7 separate regions of the Homo sapiens genome follow, and all the other regions are linked to region 4. The links are chromatin loops, found by intact Hi-C in ENCODE. Cell type or tissue: PC-9. All regions are shown on one strand.

The links. Peaks named below come from ENCODE experiments on the same cell type or tissue, not always from the same donor. Only the 100,000 strongest peaks of a DNase experiment are listed, where the experiment ranks them.
Region 1: a loop joins it to region 4, with 6 times the contacts of the local background. A loop is called at or near these places in 21 of 110 quality-filtered maps.
Region 2: it touches region 4 in a loop (5-fold over the local background); 13 of 110 quality-filtered maps call a loop at or near these places.
Region 3: it touches region 4 in a loop (13-fold over the local background); 3 of 110 quality-filtered maps call a loop at or near these places.
Region 5: it touches region 4 in a loop (5-fold over the local background); 4 of 110 quality-filtered maps call a loop at or near these places.
Region 6: it touches region 4 in a loop (14-fold over the local background); 64 of 110 quality-filtered maps call a loop at or near these places.
Region 7: it touches region 4 in a loop (11-fold over the local background); 14 of 110 quality-filtered maps call a loop at or near these places.

Annotation. Positions count from the first base shown.
Region 1 is chr20:44,681,530-44,685,529 of GRCh38, forward strand. No RefSeq gene overlaps it. Among named protein-coding and RNA genes, the nearest start is that of LINC01260, 12 kb to the left of the region's middle. RefSeq lists silencers at 2,058-2,117, 3,719-3,838. In PC-9, CTCF peaks have their summits at 2,193 (motif pointing left) and 3,809 (motif pointing right); DNase peaks (open chromatin) are centred at 2,212, 3,482 and 3,852; H3K4me3 peaks cover 558 bases; H3K27ac peaks cover 707 bases.
Region 2 is chr20:44,745,488-44,749,487 of GRCh38, forward strand. It overlaps KCNK15 (potassium two pore domain channel subfamily K member 15), which reads left to right and starts at 378. Exons shown (of 2, transcript NM_022358.4): 1 at 378-706. The coding sequence starts at 424. KCNK15-AS1 (KCNK15 and WISP2 antisense RNA 1) reads right to left here and starts at 740. Exons shown (of 5, transcript NR_132377.1): 1 at 478-740. In PC-9, CTCF peaks have their summits at 2,223 (motif pointing right) and 2,429; DNase peaks (open chromatin) are centred at 1,804 and 2,134; H3K4me3 peaks cover 1,011 bases; H3K27ac peaks cover 1,275 bases.
Region 3 is chr20:44,865,851-44,869,850 of GRCh38, forward strand. No RefSeq gene overlaps it. Among named protein-coding and RNA genes, the nearest start is that of YWHAB, 18 kb to the right of the region's middle. In PC-9, CTCF peaks have their summits at 1,900 (motif pointing left) and 2,102; no DNase peak of the experiment used is centred here; H3K27me3 peaks cover 1,715 bases.
Region 4 is chr20:44,608,374-44,612,373 of GRCh38, forward strand. The region is part of intron 2 of PKIG (cAMP-dependent protein kinase inhibitor gamma); the gene reads left to right. Among named protein-coding and RNA genes, the nearest start is that of PKIG, 28 kb to the left of the region's middle. RefSeq lists enhancers at 680-1,254, 2,012-2,081, 2,132-2,231, 2,262-2,321. In PC-9, CTCF peaks have their summits at 1,793 (motif pointing left) and 1,997; a DNase peak (open chromatin) is centred at 1,718; H3K27ac peaks cover 381 bases.
Region 5 is chr20:44,114,636-44,118,635 of GRCh38, forward strand. It overlaps JPH2 (junctophilin 2), which reads right to left. Exons shown (of 6, transcript NM_020433.5): 3 at 3,870-3,988; 4 at 1,030-1,751; 5 at 147-241. The coding sequence ends at 161. Among named protein-coding and RNA genes, the nearest start is that of JPH2, 71 kb to the right of the region's middle. RefSeq lists an enhancer at 2,014-2,308. In PC-9, a CTCF peak has its summit at 2,189 (motif pointing right); a DNase peak (open chromatin) is centred at 2,236.
Region 6 is chr20:44,215,143-44,219,142 of GRCh38, forward strand. The region is part of intron 2 of OSER1-DT (OSER1 divergent transcript); the gene reads left to right. Among named protein-coding and RNA genes, the nearest start is that of OSER1-DT, 6.2 kb to the left of the region's middle. RefSeq lists a silencer at 79-168. In PC-9, CTCF peaks have their summits at 105 (motif pointing right) and 2,406 (motif pointing right); DNase peaks (open chromatin) are centred at 81 and 2,404.
Region 7 is chr20:44,731,301-44,735,300 of GRCh38, forward strand. All of the region lies in intron 3 of KCNK15-AS1 (KCNK15 and WISP2 antisense RNA 1), which reads right to left. Among named protein-coding and RNA genes, the nearest start is that of KCNK15, 13 kb to the right of the region's middle. In PC-9, CTCF peaks have their summits at 2,260 (motif pointing left), 2,459, 3,745 and 3,946; DNase peaks (open chromatin) are centred at 2,241 and 3,851.

The DNA of each region.
Region 1 (4,000 bases), 73 kb after region 4:
CAGGATGGAAAAATACTCAGTGTAGTCATTTTAGCTAATATATATTTGTTAAAACATCCAAATATTTTTTTCGAGCTCGGCGCTGTGTGCCAAGCTCCATGCTGGCTCATGGACAAAGTCAGGAAAAGAACAAGCAAAAATGAAATTCCTTCTTGTGTCGGGAGTGGTGGGGTTTTGGGGGACAGGTATCTCCCCTTCCCCATGTTTTCTTCTCAAACTTCCTCCACTGTTGTTATATTACCTTTGCAGTGATAAAACCAAGAGAACAGAAGAAATACTTCTGGACCTAAGGATGAAAGAATGATGGGAGAAACATTTCTTGAGCCAGTCCCTTTCTGCGTTCTTATTTTGTGGAATCCGCACACATCCCCGAGAAGCTTAATAAAAAGGGCTACTATCATGACACTTACTGTGTGCCTTGCCGGTTCCACCTGTTAGGTGCCATTGTTGTCCCCATTTTACAGATGAGGAAACTGAGGCGGGGCAAGGAGATGCCCTTCTGCTTGGTGGTCTATCCTTCAGCATTACCCACACACATGCAGAGCTACATATAAGCTCACGTTCACACTCGGATTCACGTCTGCACCCATGGGCACATGGAGGATCGCACAAGCCACACTCAGACACACATGTGTGCTCACACACAGGGCTGCCCATGTCCACAGGTATGTGCATGGGGACACGCATGTATATATGTGCATATTCCCATATGCACACAGCACAGGTCAAACACTTTTGGACACACATCTGCCTGAGAATGGGAAAAGGGGTGCAAGATAAAGGGGCAAAGTCTGGCTTTTGCCTCCTCCCTGCACCTGCTACCAGCTGTGTGCAGGACTGGGTGGGGCAGAAATAGGTGGCTCTGAGCTCAGAGGGCAGAGGTGGCCTTGCACTAGAAATCCACCTGCCAAACTTCCAAATGGGCTACAGCGACTAAGGGGCCTCACCTGCTGGGCAAATCCCCCAGCTGGAGGGTGTGCTCCAGATCCTCCAGGGGTCCCCAGGGGGTTGAGAAGATGAGGGGCACACCCAGCAGCCCCTAAGGGAGGAAGCGTGGCCATACTGGCTAAGGGGGCGCACTCTTCTTGCAGGCCGCCTGATCAGATGCCTGTAAAATAAGACAGCTTTACAAAGAGGGTGTCGGAATGTGAGGAGGCAGAGGGACAGGCATGAGTAGAAAGACCTTCCTCAGGACCTGAAGTCCAATGATCCTGGTCCTGCGTCCCACTAGCTAGGTGATATTGAACAAGTCACATAACCTCTTTGAACCTCAATTTCCTCATTTGTAAACTTTGCACAAATCATTTCTTTGACTGCTAAACAAGTATGTTTTGAGGACCAACGACATGCCAGGTACGGTGCTGGGCACTGGGAAAACAGCAGCAAGCAACACAGACATGGGCTTGCCGTGTAGAGCCTGCAGAATTAGGGAAAGGATAAATGGAAACATCTCACACATAGTAAGTGCTCAGTTACGTTCCTCCTGGTCTCTCTTTTCTACCATTGTAAAGGCGATGCAATAACATAGAAAGTTGGGAGAATGGGGTGGCGGTTGCTGAGGGGGGAACTCTGTCATCCAGAATCCCACCACCCCAACACAATGACTAGCTTCATTTTTGCCAATTTCATCAGCTCATGCAGGGGTTGACCTGCTGTAGGGCACTCAAAATATTCAAACCAATTAATGCATTGCATTTGTGATCAGAAGAAAAAAGCTAATTACAATGTAACAGATTTACCTGATGCAAAGCAACGCAAGCATGGCCATCCCTCTGCATATATGGAAGCTTTTCCTTTTGGGGGAAACAGCAATATTTCCATTTTACGGAAAAAGAAATGGAGGCACAGAGAGGTCAAGGCACTTGCCCAAGGTCACACAGACAGAAATGCGAAGAGCAGCTCCAGAGGCCAGAACTCCTGCCCATCCTGTCCAGGACTGTGGGATGCATCCAGGGACGGACACTGGGGCTGTGGGCTGGATGACTTGGCTGCCTTTGCATTGATTGGAGCTGTTTAGGGAACCTACCCCAGCCACTAGCATCCAGTCCTAGAGACACAGAAAATTCACTGGCCAGCCTCACTTTTGAGCCCAGAAACCCCTTACCCTTCCTCCTGCCTCTTGAGAGGCCAGTGTTAGGTGTTAGCCGGGGTGCAAAGCTCTGGAAGGCAGGTTTCTGCTTTCTGCTGCCCTCCAGTGGGCAAAGAAAGCAAACCTCTGGATCCATCTGGAAGCAGGTAGCAGGTGTTGCCCAAGTCAGCTGCGGCTAATAGTAATAATAATGGCTGCCGCTCAATGAGCACTTACCACGTGCAGACGTTTTTACACCTAATCTAATGTAACCTAACCCCTTTAAGCAATTTAATTAACATTTAATTCCTCTCTCAAGGTAGGAATCACTTCCTATATACCCATTTACATACATAATCTGAGACTTAGAAAAATGACTTCCCAAAGTCACAAAGCTGGTCAGTGGCAGAGCCGAGAGTGCAAGTCCTTGGAGATCAGAGGAGGAAGAGACCATGATCCTGGACCAGGAGACAGCCCTGCATTCTTGGGCACAGAGGTGAATTTACTGTGAGGCTGGTGACGCATCAGGGCTCCTGACTTGCATGTCCTCTCCCAGGGCCATGGAGGAACTTTCCAACGCATTCGCATGGGCATATGTTTCACATTTGCAAAACTAACACATTTCAGTTGCAATTGGCTGAGACCACTATCTCTCTCCACTGCCTAGAATAATGTCTTCACATAGTAGGTAATAAATATGTGCTAATAAATCCATTTTGTGTTTAATAAATCATGTTGAATGAATGGGTAGAGAAATGAAGGAAGGAAGGAAGTGGCATTTAGTTCAATCTTGAAGGAAGGGCAGGATTTGAGAGAGCGTTCCTCATGTAGCCTAGTGGGCCCCTCCACACACAGACCATCCAAGGCCATGAGTGGCCTTGAATGCCAGGGTGAGGAATCTGGCCTTAGGTGGTAGGCACTGGGGAGCCATGGAAGGTTGCAGAGCAGAGGAAGGATATGAGTGTAATTGTCAATTAGGCAAGAGTTGAATGTCAAATAAGAGGACAGGGCCCTACAGCGGGGGGCCAGAGTGGCTCAGATAAAACTCCCCTCATCCAGCACCACACAGAGAGCTGGTGCTCAGCCAGTGTGATCACAGAAGCCTCTGCTGGGGTGTCTATAAGCTCCCTGGAAGAAGATATCCAAATGCTTTGCATGTGTGGCTTTGTGTATGTGTGTGTGTGGGGGGGGGAGGGGAGGTGCTGAGTGTGGATTTGCTCAGCACTCTAGTGTGCCCAGCCCAACGTGGGGGAAAGGTCAAGGCCCTGTCTGGCTTAGGCAGGGAGTTCTCAGCATTGCAGTATGACTGAGCCTCTGGCTGGAAAGTAAGGGAGCCAAGAGAAAACAGGTTTAGAAGTTGGCTAGGCAGAAGTGGACCTATGAAATTCCAGCTGCACCAGCTGCTTCTTTTGCTAAGCTCCCGTCATCCTTTCTCTCTCTCCACTGGGTCTTTCTGAATGTCAAGAATCCCAGCCACTGTTTAGTTAGCACTTGTTTTTTGCCACACTCTGTGAAGCACCTTCAAGCCCGATCACCGGATTATTCCTCCAACAACGCCGAGAGTGAGAAGAATGGCTATTATTTCGATTTTATAGGTGAGGAAGTAGAAAGCCCAGAGAGGTGAAGTTGCTTACCTGAGGTCACATAGGAGTCAATGGTATACGTGAGATCAAACCCAGACTCCAGAGGCAGCCCCCCTCAGTCGCCAGCCGTCCTGCCTCCTCTCCTGGTCTAAGCTGGGGAGGAAAAACCCATCTTGGCCAGCAGGGGGCGGTGTGCCCTCAAGGATAAGCCCTGCTTCCCAGAACTCAGACAGAATTTGCCAGCAAGACAACAGCACGATTCTGAAATATCTGGCTTTGAGCCCTCATTTAGTCCCAACTCTGGTGGGGCCTGGAGAACGGGGAGAGGGGTGAGAGAAGTATAAAATAG
Region 2 (4,000 bases), 140 kb after region 4:
GGAAAGGAGTGAAAGGAAGGAAGGAAGGAAAGGAGGGAGGGAGGGAGGAAGGGAGGGGAGGGGGGAGGGGAGGGAGGGAAAAAGGAAGGAAGGAAGGACGGAAGGAAGGACGGAAGACTGGCACGAGGTCACAACATGAGTTAGTGGCGGGAACAGGACTTCTGCAGGCCCGGGGTTTGGGCCTTTGCTTCAGATCTCACTATTCACAGACACATGAACCCCGGGCAGGCGAGTGGGAGGCGGACAGGGGAGCGGTTCTTCCGGCCCCCACCCGTGGCGATCCCAGCCTCCAGGTTCCCGGCAGTCGCCCCGCCTCGCCCGTCACAACCCTGCCGCGTGGGGCCGGGGTTGGAGGGGGCGGAGCGCGCGGTCCGGGCACACGGAGCAGGTTGGGACCGCGGCGGGTACCGGGGCCGGGGCGCCATGCGGAGGCCGAGCGTGCGCGCGGCCGGGCTGGTCCTGTGCACCCTGTGTTACCTGCTGGTGGGCGCTGCTGTCTTCGACGCGCTCGAGTCCGAGGCGGAAAGCGGCCGCCAGCGACTGCTGGTCCAGAAGCGGGGCGCTCTCCGGAGGAAGTTCGGCTTCTCGGCCGAGGACTACCGCGAGCTGGAGCGCCTGGCGCTCCAGGCTGAGCCCCACCGCGCCGGCCGCCAGTGGAAGTTCCCCGGCTCCTTCTACTTCGCCATCACCGTCATCACTACCATCGGTGAGCCGCCCGGAGCCTCCCTCCGCGCCCGCTCCAGCCCCAGCCGTCCCGGGGCGCCTCTGGGTTTCGGTCCCACCTCTGCCCCCGCCCAGCTGAGCTACTTTGGACGGGTCATTTCGGCTCACCGAGCCTCCCTCATCTCCTTCGCCTCCCTCGTCTCCCTGGTCTCCTTTGCCCCCCTCTGCTGAATGGAGCTGTCAGCCCACGCAGGCAGGGACGGGAGGAATCAGTAAATCGAGTTTGCCAAAAGGCTGACCCAGGAGTGCTCAGAAAACGTCCAAGGGGCTTGGAGATAGGTGAAGCGGGGCTGGGAGACCAAGTGGCTGGATTTGCTTTTCCTTGCCTGGTTGCCTCACACTTGCTGTGTGACCTTAGACGAGTTGCTCAACCTCTCTGAGCCAGAGTTTTCTCTTCTGTAAAATAGTGTCGCTAATCGGCCTTATCTCAGGGCTGTGGTGAGAGTTATTATTCAGGAGACAGACTATGCACAGACAAGGCCTGTGCTAAAACATGACACATACAGAGCACTACAAAGAAAAGATCATTTTTTTATTATTGCAATTGTTATTGTTACCCCATGAGAATGGGGACCCAGTCTGTCTTAGGGACTGCTGTATGACCCGTGCCTAGCATGCAGTAGATGATCAATAAATACTTGTTAAAGGAATGACTGATAACCACAGGCTCTGGACTCTGCCCTCAGGGATGCAGAGCAGTTCCTTTGGAGCATCTGGACCACCAGCTGTTGCCATGACTACCATCTGGCTGGTACCTGCTGAGCCTAAACCTGGGGGAACAGGAAGGAGAGAAGTGGGCTCTGCAGGGCTCCAGGCTTGGTGCCAGCCACTCCCCAGGCTCCAGCTGTGAACGTCCCGGCACCCCCCCTGGGGCTTGGATCACCAGTCCGAAAGCCAGTGCCTTGGAGAAAGTTTCCCCATAATGCTCTTGCAAGTGAATATGAGCTGTGGTTTTTGCAGTGGAGTTAAAAGTATGAGTTCTGGAATCACAGAGACTGGAGTTCTGGTCTCATCTCTATTGCCACCTGCCTTCTCTGGCAATTGATTCCACCTGTCCAAGCCCTGGTTTCCCCAAAGGCAAAATGCAATTGTTCCTACCTCACTGGGTGACTGCCAGGTTTCAGTGAGGTCAAGCATGTAACATGCTTGGCACAGTGCCTGAAGCCAAGTAGGCACTATTCATTTGTAATAATTCATTATTTGCCAACGTGGCTCCAGCTCTTATTCAGCTCTTTTGCCCCCTCCTGTCCACATGGACACCCCTGCTTCCTATCTTGGTACACCTGAGACCCTCCTGGTTACCGTGCCCACTGGTCTGGGATGCCATCAACTTGTTCTCTCTGCCTTTATCTACATTCTTTGGAGGCTTGCCATGTGGTTTTGGCCTCTTACCCTGGTTCTTTACCTCTGAGGTACGTCTGGGAGGCTGATGTAAGAGACTCAAGTGGAAACAGGAGGAATTTTGCCTTTTCTGGCCACTTGGGGGCACCACCACCCTCTGTGGTCTAGTCCGCTGAAGCCAGCCTTGCAGAGAGCCAGGTGCCAGGCCCCAGGAATTTGGGCTTTGCTTGGATGGGAGAGAGGCACTGAAGCAATGGAGGGTGCTGGTTAATAGCTCAGGCCTGTGGAGGGTGCTGGTTAATAGCTCAGGCCCGTGGAGGGTGCTGGTTAATAGTTCAGGCCCATGGAGGGTGCTGGTTAATAGCTCAGGCCTGTGGAGGGTGCTGGTTAATAGCTCAGGCCTGTGGCCTTTGGGCAGTTTTGTCCCTCTGAACCTAGTTTTCTTATCTATAAAATGGGAATAACAACATGTCATATAGTCATTGGGAGGGTTAAATCTGATAATCCATGCAGAGTACATACATGGGTTAGTTACTGTCATTATTAGTTATTATCATTATTCATTTCACTCTCTGCCAAAACCTGGCACAGTCCCAAACAGCTGGAAGCCTTTTATTCCTAAAGAGACTCTTCTGTTTCTCACCAGCACCCCCTTCAGCTTGGTTTGATTCAATAAACTCTCATTGAGCTTCTGGTCTACGTCAGGCTCTGTGCAGGACCTTGGTGATGGGGACTACACCACCATCGTCCCCGCCCTCAAAGAGCTCAAAGTCTAGTGATGAGCAGACCCCCTTTCTCCCAAAAGTAACAGAGAGGCAAAGTGATAGGGCTATGCAACAGAAATGTGGAAGTGCAGCCACAGGCCTTTAAATGTATGTAGTGCTGATATTCTGAATAAGTTATATATGCACACAGTACACACTTCACAGGGCACAAAAGGGTATGGAATGAAAAGGAATTCTCCCTCCCACCCTGTCTCTCAGCTCATAAATTCCTCTTCCTGGGTCAAATACAGTTGCCAGTTTCTTGTGTGTCCTTCTGGATATATTCTCTGCCTATATATTCCTTTAAAACACACACATTGTATAGACGTTATACACACAGTTTTGTCTCTTACTTTTTTCACTTATAGAATATATGTTGATGTTTTTATGTCAGTCTCTAAAGAGCTGCGTCATCTTGTTTGTAGGGTTTCTCAGCATTGGAACTACTGACATTTGGGGCTGTGGGGACTGTCCTGTGCATTGCAAGATGTTTAGCAGTGTCCCTGGCCTCTACTCTCTAGATGCCAGTAGCACACAGCCATCCCCACTCCTCACCCCCATTTGTGACAACCAGAATGTCTCCAGATGTTGCCAAGTGTCCCCTCAAAGGCAAAACCACCCTCGATTGAGAACTGCTACTCTGTAGTATCCCATGGTTTGGATGGCACTATAATTTATTTAACCAGGCCCCTTTGGATGGACACTTACATTGTTTCTCATTTTCGCTATGACCGACAATGCTGCAATGACGACCCAAGTGCACACATATTTTTGCTCATGTGTGTATATTGAAGGGCTAACTTCCTAACTGTGGAACTACCTTGGTCAAAGGATTTGTATTTTTTACTTTTTGGCAGGTAGGGCCAATCTGTTAGAGGAGGCGCATTCTTCTTGGCCTCCTGACTCTTCCTGGCGTACAGGCTCCTTTGAGAATACCATGAAAGCAACTGCTCCTCTTTCCAGGAAAAGACACACAATGAGATACCCATTCATTCCCCTGCAATGGCGCGGTGTTCCAGGACTCAAGATTGCCCAGTCGTGTTTAGATTCCCTATAGTAGTTGAAGGGACCCAGTAAGAATCGCCACGCCAGACAATCAGAACCAAAAGGTGTTCAGTGCGGGCAGGCTGAGCAGTGGAGGGGGAGGTAGTCAGGAGAAAAGGCATGTGGAG
Region 3 (4,000 bases), 260 kb after region 4:
CTGTTAATATTTTACTGGGCATCTTTCATGCCTGTCTTAACGCGTATGGGCAATAGAAGTAACCTTTTTCATAAATCATAACAAATAATACACATTCTTTTAATCAAGAGCACCCTTTTTAAGTGTGATTTTTTTTTCTTATCTATCCTTTTCTTCTTCCTTTTCTGACCTCCATTAATCTCCCTTACTTACTCCACACTTTCTGGCTCACGATAACCCCTGTTAACAACTGATGTGTACACTTGCAGAATTTTCTCCAAGCCAATATAATTATACATTTCTTTATAGAAGTCCTGTTTTTAACTCTTGCAATATTCATATTAAAGGACACTAATGGGCTGTGCGCAGTGGCTCGTGCCTGTAATCTCAGCACTTTGGGAGGCCGAGACGGGAGGATCATTTGAGGTCAGGAGTTCGAGACCAGTCTGGCCAACATGGTGAAGTCTCATCTCTACAAAAATATATAAAACTTAGCCTGGCACGGTGGCATGCACCTGTGGTCCCAGCTGCTCAGGAGGCTGATGCTGGAGAATTGATTGAACCCAGGAGGCAGAGGTTGCAGTGAGCCCAGATCGCGCCACTGCACTCCAGTCTAGATGACAGAGTGGGACCCTGCCTCAAAAAAAAAAAAAAAAAGAAAAGAAAAGAAAAGAAAAGAAAAGAAAAGAAATAAAGGACACCAGTGGTGGCATTTGGGGCACCAGACAGTAACTGTTGAAAGAGATTTCAGCCATAGAAGGAGCCCTTCTTGACACCCCTAAAATTGCACTGCTGAGGTGATTGTCACGTGAGCTCACCCCGTCACAGTTCTGGAGTGAGCGTGAGAAGGCTGAGGGTGAGCACCTCTGTCCCCACCAAAGAAATGGATCGCCAGGCCCTGGTCTCGTGGTTTCCAGGTTTGCTTGCAGGCCTGCCTGCGAAGCTCAAGGAACTGCAGAGTCACTTCTGTCTGGAGCTCCTGAATGCAGTCCAGCTAACCTTCCCTACCCGGAAGCCCTTCAACATCTTTTCTCCATTCCCTTTACGGGTTTTATTCTTCTTTTGCCTGCTCAGCAATTTTCACCAGTCCAAGGACCGAATGCTCTGCTCTCAGATCAATAGCCCTTGGGAAGTACTGCAGACAGTCTCTGAGATGCACCCTAGCTGCTCCTGCAAAGGAATTGCTTTCTTTCTGACTCAGTTTCACTTGAATTAAGCTTCTTCTGCTTTATGAAAGCAGCCTCCTTCCAGAGCACAAGTTGACATCAACCCAGAACCAGAAAGAAATCAGTGGCTGGAACTTGTCTTATTCATCTCTGGAAAGTCCAGCTCTCCAGCAGAGGCTTAGAATTCTATTTCCTTTTTTGTTTCTTAGTCATTGCGCTTGAGAAGGCATTTAAAGATGCTCTTTGGCTAGAGTAAGTGCTCAGTAAGCATTTGTTGGCGAAGGGATAAAACAGTAAAGATGGAATAATCAGCATTTGGTAAATGGTTGGTGAAGGAGAATCAAATGAGATAACACATGTGAAATTGATATGTAATCTGTGAATAGTGAAAATTGTTCCTGGCCAGGCGTAGTGGCTCACACCTGTAATCCCAGCACTTTGGGAGGCCGAGGTAGGCGGATCACTTGAGGCCAGGAGTTCAAGACCAGCCTGGCCAACATGGTGAACCCCCCCCCTATTAAAAATACAAAAATGAGCCAGGCGTGGTGGCACATGACTGTAATCCCAGCTACTTGGGGGGCTGAGGCAGGAGAATCCCTCAAACCTGGGAGACGGAGGTTGCAGTGAGCCGAGATCGTGCCATTGCACTCCAGCCTGGGCGACAGAGCGAGACTCCATCTCAAAAAAAAAGAAAAAGAAAAAGAAAAAGAAAAAGAAAACCAAAGGGACTCGTCCGCAGCGTTATCTGCTGGCGCCATCTTCCGGAAATAAGTTAGCACAACAGGTCTATTTCTGTTTCAGCGGGGCGTGAGGGCACTGGAAATGCAGGCAAGGAGGGGAAAAGAGAGAATGAATTTTAGCAAAATCTCTCCATCTCCTCTGTCCTGGATCATCTAATTACTCTACCAAGATTATCATTTTAATGTAATAGTACTACTAACATGCTAGCACTTGTTTTGAGCACCTAGTACGTACCAGATACTGTGCTCAGTGTTTTACATGTGTTATTTCATCCTCACAGTAACTGCAAGAAGTGTATATAGTAAGTCCTCACTTAACTTCTTCGATGGGTTCTTGGAAACTGCGACTTTAAGCAAAATGATGTGCAGCACGTCCTCAAGTAATGTCCTTCCATTATGATTATGAGGGAAAAAATGGTTTCATCATACATCATTTCACTTAAAGTTGCAGTTTCCAAGAAACTATCAACATTCAGTTGATATTAAAAACCCGAGGCATACAAGGTGTATAGTGGACTTATCATCTCTAGGATTACATATCTAGTTGGTGTTTGGGATAAGACTGAAACCCAGTTCTGTCTGACTTCAGAGCCTGTGGTGGGCTGTTGTGAGTCAGGTCCCGAGGAATCAGACTCCAATATGGAGATTTGAAGTCAGGAAGTCTATTGCAGAGTGCTGTCGGGATTACATCTGTGGAAAGGAAAAGTCAAACTGCAGTGCAACCTCAGCAGAGGCCTTGGCTAATGCCATGGGGAATATAGAGCTGGGATGGCAAGAGGACAGGACCTTGGAATGTCCACCTCGAACAGTCATAGGGACTCAGCTGAGAGCTGCCAGCAGCCAATGCTCCCAGCAGCTGGGGGAATAAATGCCCCATCCTGGGGATGGGGGTCTGGGTGGCACACCACAGTATGCACTGCAGCGCCCACTACCTATTCCCCATGCATTGCTCCTCAAATAAGGGAGATGGCTGGGAGGGAGACAACATCAGTGATGGGGTAGTGGAGGAGGAATTCAGAGAGTAAAAATGGTTTTGTCTGTCTTCCATCCACCTGTGACCTAGGCTATGCATGCCATCCAGCTGCAATAACCAATACATTTGGGTCATTCATGTTGATATAATGTATGGATTATTTTATGGGTTGCAAGCCATTAACAAATAAATAAAATGCAATATTCCACTGGCTGATTGGAGATGCATTCTTTGACATTCTCAAATAAGAAATGGAAGAATTGGCCAGGCACAGTGGCTCACGCCTGTAATCCTAACCCTTTGGGAGTCCAAGGCTGGGGGATCACTTGAGGTCAGGTGTTTGAAACCAGCCTGGCCAACATGATGAAACCCCATGTCTACTAAAAATACAAAAAAAAAAAAGCCAGGCGTGGTGGTGGGCGCCTGTAATCCCAGCTACTTGGGAGGCTGAGGCAGGAGAATCACTTGAACCCAGGAGTCGGAGGTTGCAGTGAGCCGAGATCATGCCACTACACTCCAGCCTGGGCGATAGAGTGAGATTCCATCTGAAAAATAAAAATAAAAATAAAATAAAAAGGAGATGGTGCCTTCTGCCCTGGGGTTAAAAAAATTAAAAAATTAAATTAAAAAGAGATGGATCTATTTGTATAATATGGAAAGACCTCTAAGACATATTTTTGCATGAAGAAATAAGATTCAGTACCCTAATAAACTATATAAAAATTATATCTATTTCTAGAGTTTTACATACACTATAAAAGGATGGAATTTTACCGACTTGCCCTATGGAAGGATTCTACATCCCCACCCCACGTAAGTCAGGCATAGCCATATGATTTGCTTTGGCCAAGGGAATTTGAGTGGAAGTGACATGTGAGACATCCAAGCAGAAGCTTTAAGAGGCTCCCCCATTCTCTCTTTTCCTTATTCCATGAGATCAGCATGTTCCAGCTGCTTCTTCCAGCTGTGTCCAGAGATACAGCTGAATTCAACCCATCACAAACATGCAATTAAGATATAAATTTTTAGGCTGGGCGCAGTGGCTCACGCCTGTAATCCCAGCACTCTGGGAGGCTGAGGCAGATGGATTGCTTGAGCTGGGGAGTTCGAGACCAGCCTGAGCAACATGGTAAAACCCTGTC
Region 4 (4,000 bases):
ATGCCTGAATGGTATTTCATTTAGATACAAATTAGTTAAGTATGTATATATTAATAATTCTCCATTGTCCGTTTAGGACATGTGACACATCCATTTAGGAACTCATTTTGGTGTCTTTAGTTTCCTGCTATTATAAATAATACTGTGGGCCAGGCGCAGTGGCTTAGGCCTGTAATCCCAACACTTTGGAAGTCCGAGGCAGGAGGATCACTTGAGCCCAGGAGTTTGAGACCACGAGTTTGAGACCACCTTGGTTAACATAATGAGATTCCCATCCCTGAAAAAAAATGAGCCAGACATGGAATAGTCCCAGCTACTCAGGAGGCTGAGGCAACAGGATTGCTTGAGCCCAGGAAGTTGAGGCTACAGTGAGCCATGATTGTACCACTGCACTCCAGCCTGTGTGACACAGCGAGACCCTGTCTCAAAAAAAAAAAAAAAAATACTATGAGGAACATCTTTGTACATTTTATCTTCATGTAGATCTTGGATTATTTTCTTAGAATAGATTATTATAAACTGATTTAGTAGCTAAAAGATATGGAAAAAGTTGAGGTTTCTGGATACACACTGTCAAGTCACTGCCCAAGGAGGTCTTGGAAGTTTACAGTCTCATTAACAGGGTTTGAGAATGACCATTTTCTGACAGGATTTCCAACTCTGAGGATTCTTTATTTCCCCATTTGCTGTTGACTCTAAAGATGAGAGGGTGAGTGACGAATATAAATATGGGAGAAAAATAAAACGATGTGTTTCTGCTTTCGATTGGAGAGCTCCCCAGAGCCGTCTTTGGAATTGCTGTTCCCTGAGGGGATATGGTAGCCAGAGCATGTTGGCCCAGCTGATGTTTTCTAGGATTGGTCTTTGAGTGTGGCATTTGCTGTCTCTGTGTCCCGAGGGCCAGTGGCCTGCACTGGGCAGCCTGTAACATCAGATGGCATTGTGAGATCAAAGCCCCAGGAGACATTCCAGCATGAAGCTGGCCTTTCAGATAGAGCCTGTAATTCCATCCCATGGTGTCAGGTCCTAGGACAAGAACACCTGCACAGCACTCCACGGTGCACGGAGGCCCTTCTCAACAGCCCCAAGAAGGAACTGCGGCTCCTCCCCACAGAGGACAGGCGGGCAGCAGGGGAGAAGAGGGATAGACACAAACTCCCTCTCCTTCAGAGGCCCGAGAGTGAAATCCAGCGAGTGTGCATGGAGCGCCTGCTCTTTACCAGGTGCTGGATGAGAATCAGGGAATGCAGCGGCCAGAACCTGTTGGCTCAGCTGCCAGGATTAGGTTTCAGCTGGACATGGGAAAAATCCAGACCAAATTCCTGTTCCCGTGGAGCTGACAGTCTAACTGAGGAAGAGCCGAGGACTCGGAGGCTCCGGGAGCCAGTGTGGCCTGCTCGGGGTTTGTCATTTTCCAGAGCAGCGGGTTTCAGGTGGGGCTGAGGCCCTTCTGAGCCGTGGCTGTAAACCGGCCTCACTCACCTCAGAGGGCAGCTGTGGCCACTGAGTGCGTGATGTGTATGAAAACACAGGCACCTGGGCCATGGTACCTTTCCTTATCGTAGGAATTGTCAGCATCATTTTTATCCTCTGTTATTACTGTTATTATCATAAGCCATTTTCCTGTCCTGAAGCATTGAGCGGTTTCCCCAGAGGCAGAGCGCAGGAGTGAACCTCCGTGACCTGTAGAAGGAGCCACCTCTGGAACTTCCGGGAATTCTTTTAGCCAAGGAGGAGCCAGAGCGTGACTAGGGCAGCGCGCAAGGCTGCTAGGAAGATAGGCAGGGTGCGCCATCTGCTGTAGCCGGGGGGAATTGCCGTGGACAGTGTCCTGGCCCTCCTCTATTTTACACAGGGGAAATGAAGGCCCCAAGAAAGGCAGGGTCTTGCCCAGGGTTAGGTGGCAGAGCTTGGGTTTAAGGTCACGTGTCTCATTCTTTGCTCTTTCTACCATAGGACACCTCCCTGTCTCACCTGTCTGATCTTTGAGGGCCCCTAATTCATTCTTTAGGTGTTTCTTCTGAGCTAGGTGTTGTGGGGGGATGTGGGCCTTGCCCTCCATACTGATCCTCTTCTCTGTCTCTCTCTTTCTCTCTCTCTCTCTCTCTCTCTTCTCTCTCTCTCTCTCACACACACACACACACACACACACACACCTGCAGCACTTACTGGCTCAACCCCACCCTGGGTGCCTTCTGGGCACTTCTGCCAATGTCAGCTACCTTCTAAAAGCATTGCACAATAATTTGGGTTTATAAAACTTCAACCATTGAAAAAATATAGACTTAGAAAACGAAAGTTCCCCTTAATCACAAAGAACCACAGTTGACAGGGTTGATAGATGTTTTTTCAGATTTTTTTTTCATATGTCTGCTATCTTTCCCCACAGGAACTGGGTTTTATTTTAGGTGTTGTTTTGCAACCTCTGTTTTTCAGTTGCCAGTTTATCTCAGACATTGTCCTATGTCAGTACAGGCCCATCTGGCACATTTCTTTATTATTTTTTTTTTACTGACATGTCATTGTATATATTTGTGGGGTGCAACTTGATGTTTTGATACATATATGTTGTATAATAATCAGATCAGGGCAGTTAGCATATCCATCATCTCATGCATTTATTTCTTTGTGATGAGAATATTCAAAAGCTTCTGTAGTTATTTTGTAATATAGAATGCCTTTTTTTTTTTTTTTTTTGAGACGGAGTCTCGCTCTGTCTTGCCCAGGGTGGAGTGCAGTGGCGTGATCTCAGCTCACGGCAGTCTCCGCCTCATGGGTTCAAGAGATTCTCCTGTCTCAGCCTCCAGAGTAACTGAGACTACAGGCGTGTGCTACCACACCCGACTAATTTTGTATTTTTAGTAGAGGCGACGTTTCACGATGTTGGCCAGCCCAGTCTCGAACTTCTGACCTCAGGTGAACTACCCGCCTCGGCCTCCCAAAGTGCTGGGATTATAGGCATGAGCCACCGCACCCGGCCTAGAATGCCTTATTGTTAACCATCACCATACTGTACAATAGAACAGGAACTTACTGCTCCTATCTAATTGTAACTATGTACCCGTTGACCAGCTTTCCATCCTTTCCTCTCCTCTCCCCTCCCCAGTCTCTGGTAACCACTGTTGTATTCTCTCCTTCTATATCAACTTTTTTTTTTTTTTTTGACAGAGTTTTGCTCTGTCACCTAGGCTAGAGTGCAGTGTCATGATCTTGGCTCACTGCAAGCTCCGCCTCCTGGGTTCACGCCATTCTCCTGCCTCAGCCTCCTGAGTAGCTGGGACTACAGGCGCCTGCCACCACGCCTGGCTAATTTTTGTTTGTTTTTTTAGTAGAGAGGGGGTTTCACCATGTTGGCCAGGATGGTCTCGATCTCCTGACCTAGTGATCCACCCGCCTCGGCCTCCCAAAGTACTGGGATTACAGGTGTGAGCCACTGTGCCTAGCCGATAACAAATTTTTTTTTTTTTAAGATTCCATGTATGCGTAAAATCATGCAGTATTTGTGTTTCTGTGTCTGGCTTATTTCACTTAACATTATGTCCTCCAGGTTTATCCGTTTTGTCCCAAATAACAAGATTTCATTCTTTTTTATGGCTGAATAGTATTCCTTTGTGTATATATACATTTTCTGTATCCATTCAATCATGTTGGACATTTGGGTTGATTCCATATCTTGGCTATTATAAATAGTGCTGCAGTAAACATAGGAGGTCAGATGTCTTCTTGACATACCAATGTCAGTTCTTTGGATATATACCTAGTAGTGGGATTGTTGGGTCATATGGTACTGTTTTTAATTTTCTCAGGAACCCTCCATACTGTTTTCCATAGTGGCTGTATGGCACATTTCTTTTTTATGACTACTTCATAATTCACGCGATGCCTAACCTCCTGGTGGACATTTGGGTGGTTTCCTATAGGCTGCTATTACTGACCAGGTGCAGTAAACATCCTCACACTAGAGAAAACATTGGGCATTTGCCTGAGTGGGTCTAGAACT
Region 5 (4,000 bases), 490 kb before region 4:
TCTTGGCTTCTGCAGGTGGGTGGGCCTCAATTAGTCACAGGACTGTCATCCAAGTACCGAGTAGGTCCCTCCTCCCACCACCCTGGTGCTCAAAACTCCCCAGGGGCTCCTGCCCCCCAACCCCTCCTCCAGCCAGCTGGCTGCACCTGGTAAGCGACGGTCAGGTCAGGAGGTGAACAAAGAGGATGGCCAGGCCGATGTTCAGCAGGATCACCATGCAGATGAGGATGGTGTTGGGGACCTGGGAGCAGTGGAGAGAGGCTTCCTGAGTCCCCATGGCCTCGGAGACACCCCCCACCCAGGTCACAGCAAGGCTGGACAGAGCAGGAACTTCTGGATGGACCTTCCTAAGAGCATTGCCGGCTTTGTTCACTGCTGTATCCTGTCACCTGGATGGCAGACCATCACAGCTGGAAGGACTCTTAGAAATAACCAAATCCCTCAGGACCCAGGGAGGGACAAGATCATGCCCCAAGTCATATAGTGTGTGAATCAGGCCTGGAACCCAGGCATCCTGCTAATTCCCCTTGGGACGCATTCTTCAGTCCCCCAAAGCCCAGCTTCAGTCTTTGTTGCCGCCGTTCCTAGCTCCCTGCCTCCCATAAGTCAGGAGGTCTATAACCCAAATCCTGTTGGGCCCTTCTTCCACCTCCATGAAGCCCTCACTGCTACACCTTGTAGCAGATGCTGCTGGTGCCCAGCCCAACCCCCCTGACTGGGCAAATGGACCCACCCTCCAGCTGCTCAGGCTCCCAGCTGCCCCTGCTCATGAGAACTGTCTCTGCCAATGGGATACCAGGTGCAAAGGTAGGAGGACTCCATGCGGCCATTTACGCTCCAACGTCCTCTGTGGACCAAGCCAAGGCTATGCTCCCCTAATCCCCAGCCCTGCAGCATTTCCTCCTGCTCTATCCTGCTTCGGTCTCTCGCACCCCAGCAACCCCCAAATCCCCTGCCCCTGAATCCTCCCTCAAGCCCTGCTACCTCTAGGGAACCCGACCTTAGGCACACCTTGCCCGACAGCCTCACCTCTTCCACCTCCACCTCCGCCTCTGCCGCCAGTGCGGCCTCCTTCCGCGCCTTCTTCTTGGCCCCCGCCTTGGTCAGCCCTCGAGCCTCAGTCTTGCGGGCCTTGGCCCTGGGCTCGGCTTTGGGGATGATGGGCTTGGGCTCCAGCTTGGCGGGGGTCTCGCGTGCAGGCTCGGGGCCTCGGAGCGTGGGGGCCTGCAGCGGGGCGGTGGCCGGGGACGAGGGCGCGGACTCGGACCCGGAGACCTCGGGCTCGGGCTGGTCCTCAAAGGGTGGGGGCTCGGGCGGCGTGGTGCGCACAGCATAGCTGTGGTAGCCCTGGTAAAGCGCCACCTCCGGCTCCCGCGACGGCGCAGGCGGTGCCTGCAGAGCCTCGATGGCCATGCGCTCGGTGGCTGGACGCGCGGGGCTGCGGCGGCCCGCGCCCTCGGACGGAGTGACTGACCGGCTGCCCTCACCGCTGGGCTCGCCGTTCCAGGCGCCTGGGCTCAGCAGGCCGTCCTTGGACACCCCGGGCCTGGGCCGCTTGGGCTGCGGGGGCGTCCCGGCCGGTGACGGGGAGCCACCCTCGGGCCGAGGGGTCTCACGCTCGTGCAGCTGCGGGCTCTCGCGGGGCGGCTGTGGGAGGCCCGCTGCGCCGGCGCCCCGGTCGGGGGGCTCCAGCAGGCTCTCCGAGTTCTCCAGGATCTCCTGCAGCAGCCGGCGCTTCTGATATTCCGGACCTGCCAGGGCAACACAGGGAGGCTGGGCTCGAACCCCGCACCACTGTTGGGTGATCCTGGGCCAGCCACTTCACCTCTCGAGCCTCATTCATGGGCTCAGTCGGCACTCACATAGCACTGACCAAGTGCCAGGCACTGTTCCAAGCACTTTCCAAATATTAACTCATCTAATCCCTGTAGTATCCCTATGAAGTTGATGCTACTGTGAACCTCAAAGGGAGGCTCTGAGAGGTTAAATCACTTGCCCAAAGACACACAGCTGTCGAAGGGCAGAGCCAGGACTAGCACCCAGCAGTCTGGCTCCAGAGGCGATGCCCTTTACTTTGGCACGCGTCTCTTTCCATTCCCTTATCTGAAACATGGGCCTGATCATACCTATTTTATAAATACGAATGGAAGGATTGAGAAAATGCATGTCAAAGGCGGAGCTCAGGGCCCCGCACCGGCATAGACCAGCAGGGGGAGCGCTGTGACCAGAAGTGAGGGATCCTCCCAGGCATAGGTTTTCGCTCCTAGGTTTTTCATCAGGCCTCCTTTGGCCTCCTTTCTGCAGCCAGGATCACGTTTAGAAAACACACATCTGATCATGTCATTAACTTAAAAACCCTTCATGGCTGGGCGCGGTGGCTCACGCCTGTAATCCCAGCACTTTGGGAGGCCGAGGCGCGCGGATCACAAGGTCAGGAGATCGAGACGATCCTGGCCAACATAGTGAAATGCTGTCTCTACTAAAAATACAAAAATTAGCTGGGCATGGTGGCGCGTGCCTGTAATCCCAGCTACTCAGGAGGCCGAGGCAGGAGAATTGCTTGAACCAGGGAGTCGGAAGTTGCAGTGAGCTGAGATCGCGCCACTGCACTCCAGCCTGGTGACAGAGCGAGACTCCGTCTCAAAAAAAACAAAAAAACAAAACCTTCATCGCAGAGAATCCCCATCTCTGTCCCTCAGGGGTTCCCACCACTCTATCCATGTGCCAGATCTCTACCAAGGCCGGGAGGTCCTCCTTACTCTGCAGCCTCGATTCTCAGGACCCACAGCCTACTTTGTGATGTGGCTTCCTGGCATGCTGCTCTGTCCGAGTTTCTGTGCCTTTGCACCTCCTCCACTCATCCCACCCAGCGCTATCTGGTACAGCAGCTCTCAAAGTGTGGTCTCAGACTAGCAGTATCCACATCGCCTGATCCTTAGAAATGCACATTCATTCATGGGCTCCACCTGAGACCTACTGAATCAGAAACTCTGGGGGTGGACCCAGCAATCTGTGTCAAATTTGAGACCCACTGACTTGATAGACTCTTGTTCAGCCTGCAAGATTCAGCTCAAATGGCCTCTCCTGAGGGCAGCCTTCTCTAACACTTCCTCTTGCCTAACTGCTTCCTGTGAGCTCCCTCCTCTCCCATTCTAACCGCACAGTGCTCATCCTGCTGTGTGAAATGGAACCATAATCATGAAACAACAGCCACAGTCACTGAGAGCTTACTGAGGACTGGGAATGTACCTTACATGCATTTAATCCATGCACAAAAAAGCAGGCACCATTCTTACTACCATTTTACAGATCAGGAAACTGAGGTTTACAGAGGTTAAACACCTCACTCAAAGTCTCACAGCTGGGAAGCAGCGGAATCAGGGTTTGAATGAATGCAGAGTCTGTTTATGGTACCCCTAGCTCTGTTGTTTTTGTGACTCTCTGCTCCCCTAGATTTTGGAACCCACTTATGTAACCCCAGAGCCTGGTACAGTGCCTGACACATGGACAGTGCTCAATGCTTGACTGAAACTGTTGGGCAAGTGCAAGAAGCCATTTTTCCCTCTCATCCACCAGTGACTTCTCTCCTCTAAGCTTCACCAGCTCCAACTGTCTTCCCTGCTCAGAGCAGAGAGAAAAGACCACTTGGAGTGACTCTGCTGCCCTCCCCTCGAGCTCAGCATGAAGGCAGAGATGTGTCTCCCCACCTACCCCTGCATCATCCCATCCCACATTTGCACCATGCCCCAGTTTCTGAGACTCACGGGCATCCAGGAAACCACTTGGGCATCTCAGATTCCAGTAAGCAAAGAAAAGCGCCCACCCTAGGGATAGCCCTACCCTGCCCATCCTTCCCTGGCTGGCCCTACCTGGCTGGTAGAAGTCCGGAGCCAGCTCCCTGGCCAAAGTGCGAGCAATGTTGGACTCCTGGTTGGCAGCCAGGGCGGCCTGTTCCGCTGCCTCAGCTTTGGCCTTGGCGTGGCTTGTCCTATGGAGACAA
Region 6 (4,000 bases), 390 kb before region 4:
AGACCAGAATGGGAACCATGGCTGAAGGATGGTGAGACCAGCAGGGCTCGGCAGCCTGCTGAGCAGATGTCTGGCCTGAGCCGTGCCAGTAGGTGGCCCCCTTCACTAAGGAAGGGAATCCAAGAAGACTAGGTTTGGGGAGTGTGAGACGGTTTGGTTTTGAACATAAAAGTTTCAAGTGCAGATGAAAGGAGGAATCAGGTCCCAAAGGCTGCAGCAAGGGACTTATCCTGAGGTTTCTCCTTCTGAGAACTGTAGGAGCTATGGAAAGAAATGACCAAATTTATTTTAGAAAGATGACTGGTTTCAGCGTGAGCCGGCATGGTGATCCAGGCCTGAGATGATGGTGATCGAAGGGGCAGGTGGCCCTAAGTATGGAGAACAAGTGAGCCGATTGGAAAGTTGCGTAGATCAGGCCTTGGGGAGAGATTGACTACGAACAGGATGGGCAGTGAGAGAAAGCTGACAATGATACTTTGCTTTCCAGTTTGAGCAACTGAATGGATATTGGTGCCCATCTCAATTAAACTCTGTTGAACCCAGCTGACAGTGAGCAGAGGAAGAACATTTAAATGGAGAATCATAGTAACAGCTAATACTTTCTTTTATTTCTTTCCTTTTCTTTTCTTTTTTTTGAGACAGAGTCTTGCTCTGTTGCCCAGGCTGGGGTGCAGTGGTGCAATCTTGGCTCACTGCAACCTCTGCTTCCCTAATTCAAGTGATTCTCCTGCCTTAGTCACCCACGTGTGCCACCATGCCTGGCTAATTTTTGTTTGTTTGTTTGTTTGTGGAGACAGCGTTTTGCCATGTTGGCCAGGCTGCTCTCGGACTCCTGGCCTCAAGTGATCTGCCTGCCTCAGCCTCCCAAAGTGCTGGGACTGCAGGCATGAGCTACCATGCCCAGCCTATGAGGGCTAATACTTTCATAGCTCTTCCTATGCATCAGAAGACTCATTTTAATTCTCACCACAATTCTATGAGATTACCATTATCACACTCATCTTCCAGATGAGGAAACTGAAGCAAAGAGAAGTTAAGTAACTCACCAAGGTCACACAGCTAACAAGTGGCAGAGCTAGAATTTGAACCTAGGCAGCTTGGTAGAGTCTGTGCTGTCACTGCCTCTCTGTGCTGATATATCTCTAAATTAGTTCAGTTTGGACAGAGTGAACCTGAGAGATCCGTGGGGCAGCCGCGTGGAGGTGTCTAGCAGGCATGCAGATATATGGTTCTGAAGCTCACATGGGAGGTGGGGACTGGAAATAAAGACTGTGGAGTCTGCATACAGGTGGCCATTGAAGCCACAGGAAAGGTCAGGACCCTTAAGGAGAGGGTGGGAGATAATCAGAGGAAAGAAACAAGGGAGCCCTGGAAGGCAAACACAAGCATTCCAGTTGTGGGAAGGACATAGTCCTTTCTGCAAATGAATACACTGCACCTGGCTTATAGATCTTCAGTCAACAGATAGTCCATCCCGCAGAATTTGTTTGGCTCTGGGTACCCTGACAAAATGGAGTTCCTGGAGCCACAGCCCTAAGGACCTGCCTCAATGGTGGTGATCCTCCCCACTTTCTTCTACCATGAGAGTCCACTGGGGGCCTGTTGGCTTCTCTGGGCATCTGTTTTTTGCCCCTCCCTACAACTGAAGAGCCTCCAGCTCCTCTGTCTACCACCCGTCCACTTCGTCAGCTCAGGTCCCCTCCCTGTCTCTACGACCACAGTAACATTTCACCTGGAGCTTCTTCAGGTCCCTCCTGAACTTATTTTCAGCCCTTTACCCGTACATTTCTTGTATCTCCTGCTAGATTCTAAATTTCTGGAGGGCAAGAAAAACCTATTATGTTGACTTTCCCTCCCTCAACTCCTGCTCCCCTGTGTGTGTTAAATGGCCCGACCCCGTTGTCCCATGGGACTTCGCATGCAGTCCACCAGAATAGGAGCTGTACCTACCACAGGAGCCAGTGAGTCCATCAGTCAGTCAGTCATCTCAGCAAATAATTCCAGTTGTCTACTGGCTTTCTGGAAACATGACTGGGGACTGTTGATGCCTTTGACAGTTGATTCAAGCAGCAGGACCTTTCACAACAGCCTCCTGTTTTTGTGGATGGGGAATAGGCAAGGGTTGGGAAGCGGGAATTCGCCGCTCTTTCTTGTCATTCTCTTCATAGCCCCCAAGCTACTGTGGTCTATTGTTTTGATAGTTGCTTTCCCGAAATGTTAACAGGATGGAGAGTAAAGGAGGTAAAGGAGGACTCTGATGCCTCAGCCATGCGCCTGTGTGCCGATTCCCATTAAGCCTGCACCAATTTGATTTCCAAGACTCCAGTCAATCCTCAGAGCTCCAGGAGGGGAGGGGCAGCTTTTCCTGGTAGCTGCTGATCACCAGCAGAGGGAGCCCTAGGACTGCAGGGCCTCTTTCCTTACCGTTGGTGAAGCCCTTCACTGTGGCTTCAAAACTGTGGAAGACCCGGGATTTGTGGATCACTTGCCTTTAGAATAGAATCAAGAAATAAAGCTGCAGAAGAAAGAATCTCCATGTGGTAAGGATTGGAAGGGAGTGTTGAGAGGGGCTTTTGGGGTGCTGGTAATATTGTTCTTTGACCCGATGTTGGTTATAGGAGTGTGTGCTATAATGTGGTATATGTACATTTTTCTGTGCGTATAACTAAACTTCAGTTAAAAGTTTTTAAAACTTAAACATCTCTATGTATACCACAAAATAGGTATCAGGTTAGGGTGAGCGGTTTTTTTCCCTACAATTCTTAACCTTATCTGAGTCACAAGACAGCCCTCCCTCCCTTCCTCCGAGAAAGCCACAGACCACTGGTTAAGGACTTCTCCTGCAGCAGCCGAATAGAGAAAGTGAGCAAAGGACATGAGCAGACGGTTCACAGCAAAAGAAATACAAATAGCACTTAAACTTATGAAAAAATGCTCAATCTCAATCTTCAAAGAGAAGTGCTTATAAAAAGTATGCGGAGATACCATTTTTAACCTGTCAGATTGGCAGAAATCCCAAAGCTTGACAGCATGCCCTGTGGATGGGGCTGGAGGTGGGGGAGTCGGGAGAATAAATAGCAGGACTTTTAATACATTACCAGTGGGATTGTGAAATTGACAGCCCTGTTGATTTGGGCAATATCTACCAAAATTACAAGTCTAAGAGTCTACCCTGTAGATGACATTTGTACCTATATGTAATAATTTATGTAAAAGATGATCCATTGCAACATTGGCTGCAATAGCAAAAGATCAGAAACAACTGAAGTGTATGTACAGGACTGGTGCATCCACAAAGCAAAATACTATATAACTGGGAAAAAGTTTGAGGAAGCTGTGTGTGCGCTGAGGAAAGATCTCTAAGATATAGGTGAAAAAAAGCACGACGTACAGCTAAGAATATATGTTTGTATTGCTTCTATCTTCATAAAGAAAAACTGATAAGCTAGACAAGTAACTAAGAAGTGTTTCAGGAAGTGGTTGGGGGCCAGCAGGAGGGGCCGGGCTTCTGAGTGTATACCTTGTGTTCTGATTTTTGAATCATGTCAGTGTATAACCTGTGCAAAACAAAACAAAGTTTAGAGTTCCTGCTCTAAAGCTGCTGAGCTAAGCCTTTAGGAATTCATAAATTATTATATCTGCCCAATTAAAGAATAGGTGGGTTTGGTTTTTCAGTTTGAACTGAGCTGTGTCTTGGTGAGAGTCTTCAGCTTACTCCACATTTGAACACAGTTCAGGAAAGTGTATTGCAGTTTCCTGGCTCAGCCTAACTCTCAAGAATTCTTTCTTTACCCTCCATATGCTCAAAACCAATCTTGCCCCTCAAGTGTTGACACTCAGCTAGCTATCATTTTTCAAAGTATTTCATTTTCAGCTTATGTATTCATGAGCATCTAACTCTGCCTGAGGGGGAGAAGAGAAGTTTTCACCAGAAAAGTATATCTGTGTTTTCAGAAACCAATAGATATGAAATCTTGCTCTCCATCCCTTATCTTTGCCT
Region 7 (4,000 bases), 120 kb after region 4:
ACAAAAATTAGCCAGGCGTGGTGGCACGCACCTGTAATCCCAGCTACTTGGAAGGCTGAGGCATGAGAATCACTTGAACCCAGGAGGTGGAGGTTGCAGTGAGCCAAGATCATGCCACTGCACTCCAGTCTGGGCAACAGAGCAAGACTCTGCCAAAAAAAAAAAAAATAGTGAGTATCCACTCCGCAGGGGTATTGTGAGTATTAGGAAGGTAATTCCTCCATGTTCTTCAACTGAAGCTATTATTATCATCCTGCCTGCAATTCTTGGCAAGTGTTGTGAAGGCAAAGACTGGGAATCCTCTTGTTTGTGGAGAAGAGGAAACGTGTCGGGGGCAAAGTCACAGGGGCAAACCAGGTTTACCCTCTCTGAAGCTCTCACGGCCACAGGTGCCCAGGCCTGGCCATTCCTCCATGGGAAGCTTCTGCACTCACTTCCTCAGTGCTGGCCTGGGTCTGCGGGGCAAGCTGAGTGTCCCGGGGCAGAATGCTTTCTGGAGAGGACTCCGCTACCAGCTGTGGCTGAAGGACCTGGCACAGGGCCTGTTCCTGGGGCCCTTGGCACACCATCCTCCTCCAGCCGAGAGCCGTAAGGAAGAAGTTTCCCTAGTGAAGGGCATCAACAGGCCCCAGGAGGTCCTCCTGCCTGCCAGGACACCCGTGGTCCTCCCCATCCTAACTAGTTACAATTAAAATGAATCTAGCAAACACAGACAGCCAGGCCCTCCCACGCCCTGCTCTGGGATCCAGGAACAACGACGGCGCCCAGGGGAGCCCACACACTTAAGGGGAGCAGCTTACAGTCTCACTGTTTATTGAGCAGCTACTGTGTTCTTGATGCTTTTGTAAACCAGAAAGTGTCTGAGACAGGTCTCAATCAGTTTAGACATTTATTTTTCCAAGGTTAAGGACACGCCCAGTAGAGAGGTCTGTGCCTTTCTCTAAAGATGACTTTGAGGGCTTCAGTATTTAAAGGGGAAAGCAGGCTGGAGGGGAAAGAAGGAGGGTCTGGAAATCCACATATTGCAAGAGAAAAAGAGCAGGTAGGGAAATTATGTATTCGATTATGTATTCGTCTCACGCTCTGTAACTTTACATAAGATAAGGTGAACACAGAGTGGCTACTCGTGGAGATACCTGGCCTTTTATCTGTGGCTCTCTGCTTACGAACAAAGGAAAGGCAGCTTGTTGCATGACTCAACTTTCAGCTTAGTTTTTTCCTTTTGGCAGAGTGAATTGGGGTTTTCATTTTCCTTTCACACTTTCTATACCTTCTCTTATTGAAAATGAGGTGGTTGCTGTGATCTGCATTTTACAGATGAGAAGCTGAGGCTTGAAGAATAGAATCACCACTCACAATCCAGGATGGGAAGTCAGAACCAGCTGAACCAGCGGCTAGCCCAGCCTCTCTCCCTCTCTCTCTGTTCCTCTCTCTTTCTTCTATCTCTCTATGTTTCTCTCTCTCACCGTTTCTCTCTTCTGTCTCTCTCTCTCTCATCCTCTCTCCTCCTCTCTTTCCATTTTGTTTCTCTTTTCCTTGGCTTTTTCTTCTTTCTTGAATTTTTAATGAAGTATAAAAAGTATACAAGGCCAGGCACGGTGGCTCATGCCTGTAATCCCAGTACTTTGGGAGGCTGAGGCGGGTGGATCGCGTGAGCTCAGGAGTTCGAGACCAGCCTGGGTAACGTAGTGAAACCCCCTCTACAAAAAATACAAAAATCAGCCGGGCATGGTGGCACATGCCCGTAGTCCAAGCTACACTGGAGGCTGAGGTGGGAGGATGGCTTGAGCCCAGGAGGCGGAGGTTGCAGTGAGCCGAGATTGCATCACTGCTTCTAGCCTGGGTGACAAGAGTGAGACCCTGTCTCAGAAAAAACAAAACAAACAAACAAACAAAAAGTATACAAATAAAAGTGTTCAGTTAGTCCAGTTTTCACAAATGAGCACACCCATGCAATCAGTACCTGGGTCAACAGCAGGACCATGCATTGCCTGCACCTCCAAAATCCACCTTGGTCTCCCTCTCTTCACTACCCACAAGATAATCACTATCCTGACTTCTAACAGATAGATCCATTGTACCTGACCAGAGGCAGCAGCCATCACCTGGAGACTTGTTAGAAATGCCCCATCCCAGACCTACAGAAGCTCTGGGAGTAGGGCCCAGAAATCTATTTTAACAAACCTCCCATCTCGTTAAAATCAGACACAGCTCCAGCTCGGGGGAGGACAGCAGTGATGTGCTGCTGCCTCCTTGTGGCATTTCCATGCATGAACAGCCGAGAGGCCACCTGCCAGGAGGAGGCTGTCTTCAAGGGGCAACTCCAACAGCCTCCCTGGGAGGTACCCCTCGACTTTCTGCCTAGGAAAGGGGAGGCAACCAATGGCCACCATGTGTCAGGTGCTAACGAAAAGGCCACCTGCCTCTCCATGGCTAAAATGTGGTCTAGGGTCTGAGGTGCATTCTCAGCCATCTGATTCTCAAGAATTCATCTTTTTTCACTTCCACTGACATGAATTATGACATCAGGGAGAACCCAAGGGCAGAAGTAGGGGCCAAGTCCTCTTCATCACCTCCAGGTTGGCTGACAAACTTGGTTGCAAGTGGCCCCATCACACTGGCCTGGTCTTTATCTATGGCCCCTTTGTCAGAGGCGTTAGACCAGAGCAACTCCATTTTGAGTAGGGGCTGGGTAAAATAAGGCTGAGTCCTACTGGGCTGCATTGCCAGACGATGAGGCATTCTAAGTCACAGGATGAGATGGGAGGTCGGCACAAGATACAGATCATAAAGACCTTGTTGATAAAACAGGCTGCAGAAGCTGGCCAAAACCCACCAAAACCAAGATGGCGACGAGAGTGACCTCTGGTAGTCCTCACTGCCACACTCCTACCAGCGCCATGAGAGTTTACAAATGCCATGCCAATGTCAGGAAGTTACACTCTATGGTCTAAAAAGGGGACACATGAATAATCCACCTCTTGTTTAGCATGTCATCAAGAAATAACCTTAAAAATGGGCAACCGGCAGCCCTGAGGGCTCTTCTGTCTATGGAGTAGCCATTCTTTATTCCTTTACTTTCTTAATAAACTTGCTTTCTCTTTGTGGACTTGCCTTAAATTCTTTCTTGCAGGAGATCCAAGAACACTCTCTTGGGGTCTGGATCAGGACCCCTTTCTGGTCACACCTCCACTGCCCAATGCCCCCTCACCACTGGCTTTCATGAAAAAGGTTTTAACGTCTTCGCTGGGCCAGGTCTTTTCATCCAGTCTCTGTTGGATGGCCAATAACCTAACGTGAACCTCTTCAGCAGCTTCTCCCCTGCCCTGAAGCCAGCAGGGGTGGGACACAGGTGACTGACTTGACTCCCTCTACCCTCTCAACCCCCTCACTACCACTCACCTCAAGGACACACCCTCCAGGTCCACTAACCCCCCTGCCTCTCTCAGTCTCTGAGACATCTCACTGCAGTCCCACTCCCCTGCCTTCCTCTCTTGACCCCTGCTCTGTGGCCATCTGACTAAAACCCAGAGTTGGAGAACCTGGTGGTATCACCGCTTACTCCAGATGGCTGATGATCTTTATGTTCTGGATCGGGTCTCAATCCAGACCCCAAGAGAGGGTTCTTGGAGCTCGCACAAGAAATAACTCAGGGTGAGTCCATAAAGTGAAAGTGAGTTTATTAAGAAAGTAAAGGAATAAAGAATGGCTACTCTAAGTCACAGGATTCTAAGTCACAGGATGAGATAGGAGGTCAGCACAAGATACAGATCATAAAGACCTTGTGGTAAGACAGGTTGCAATCAAGAAGTCGGCTAAATCAGAACCTGGTGGCAGAAACTGGTGCTGCGCTGCCTACTCCAGATGGCTGATGTGGCATCTGTGGAATGCAAAGTCTCCCTGAGTCTTTTCCCCACGTCAGGAAGATTGCTTAAGTATCAGACTGCAGTTGCCAGAATAAATCTAAATTTATTTTAAATGTTCATGTCAACAGTCATAT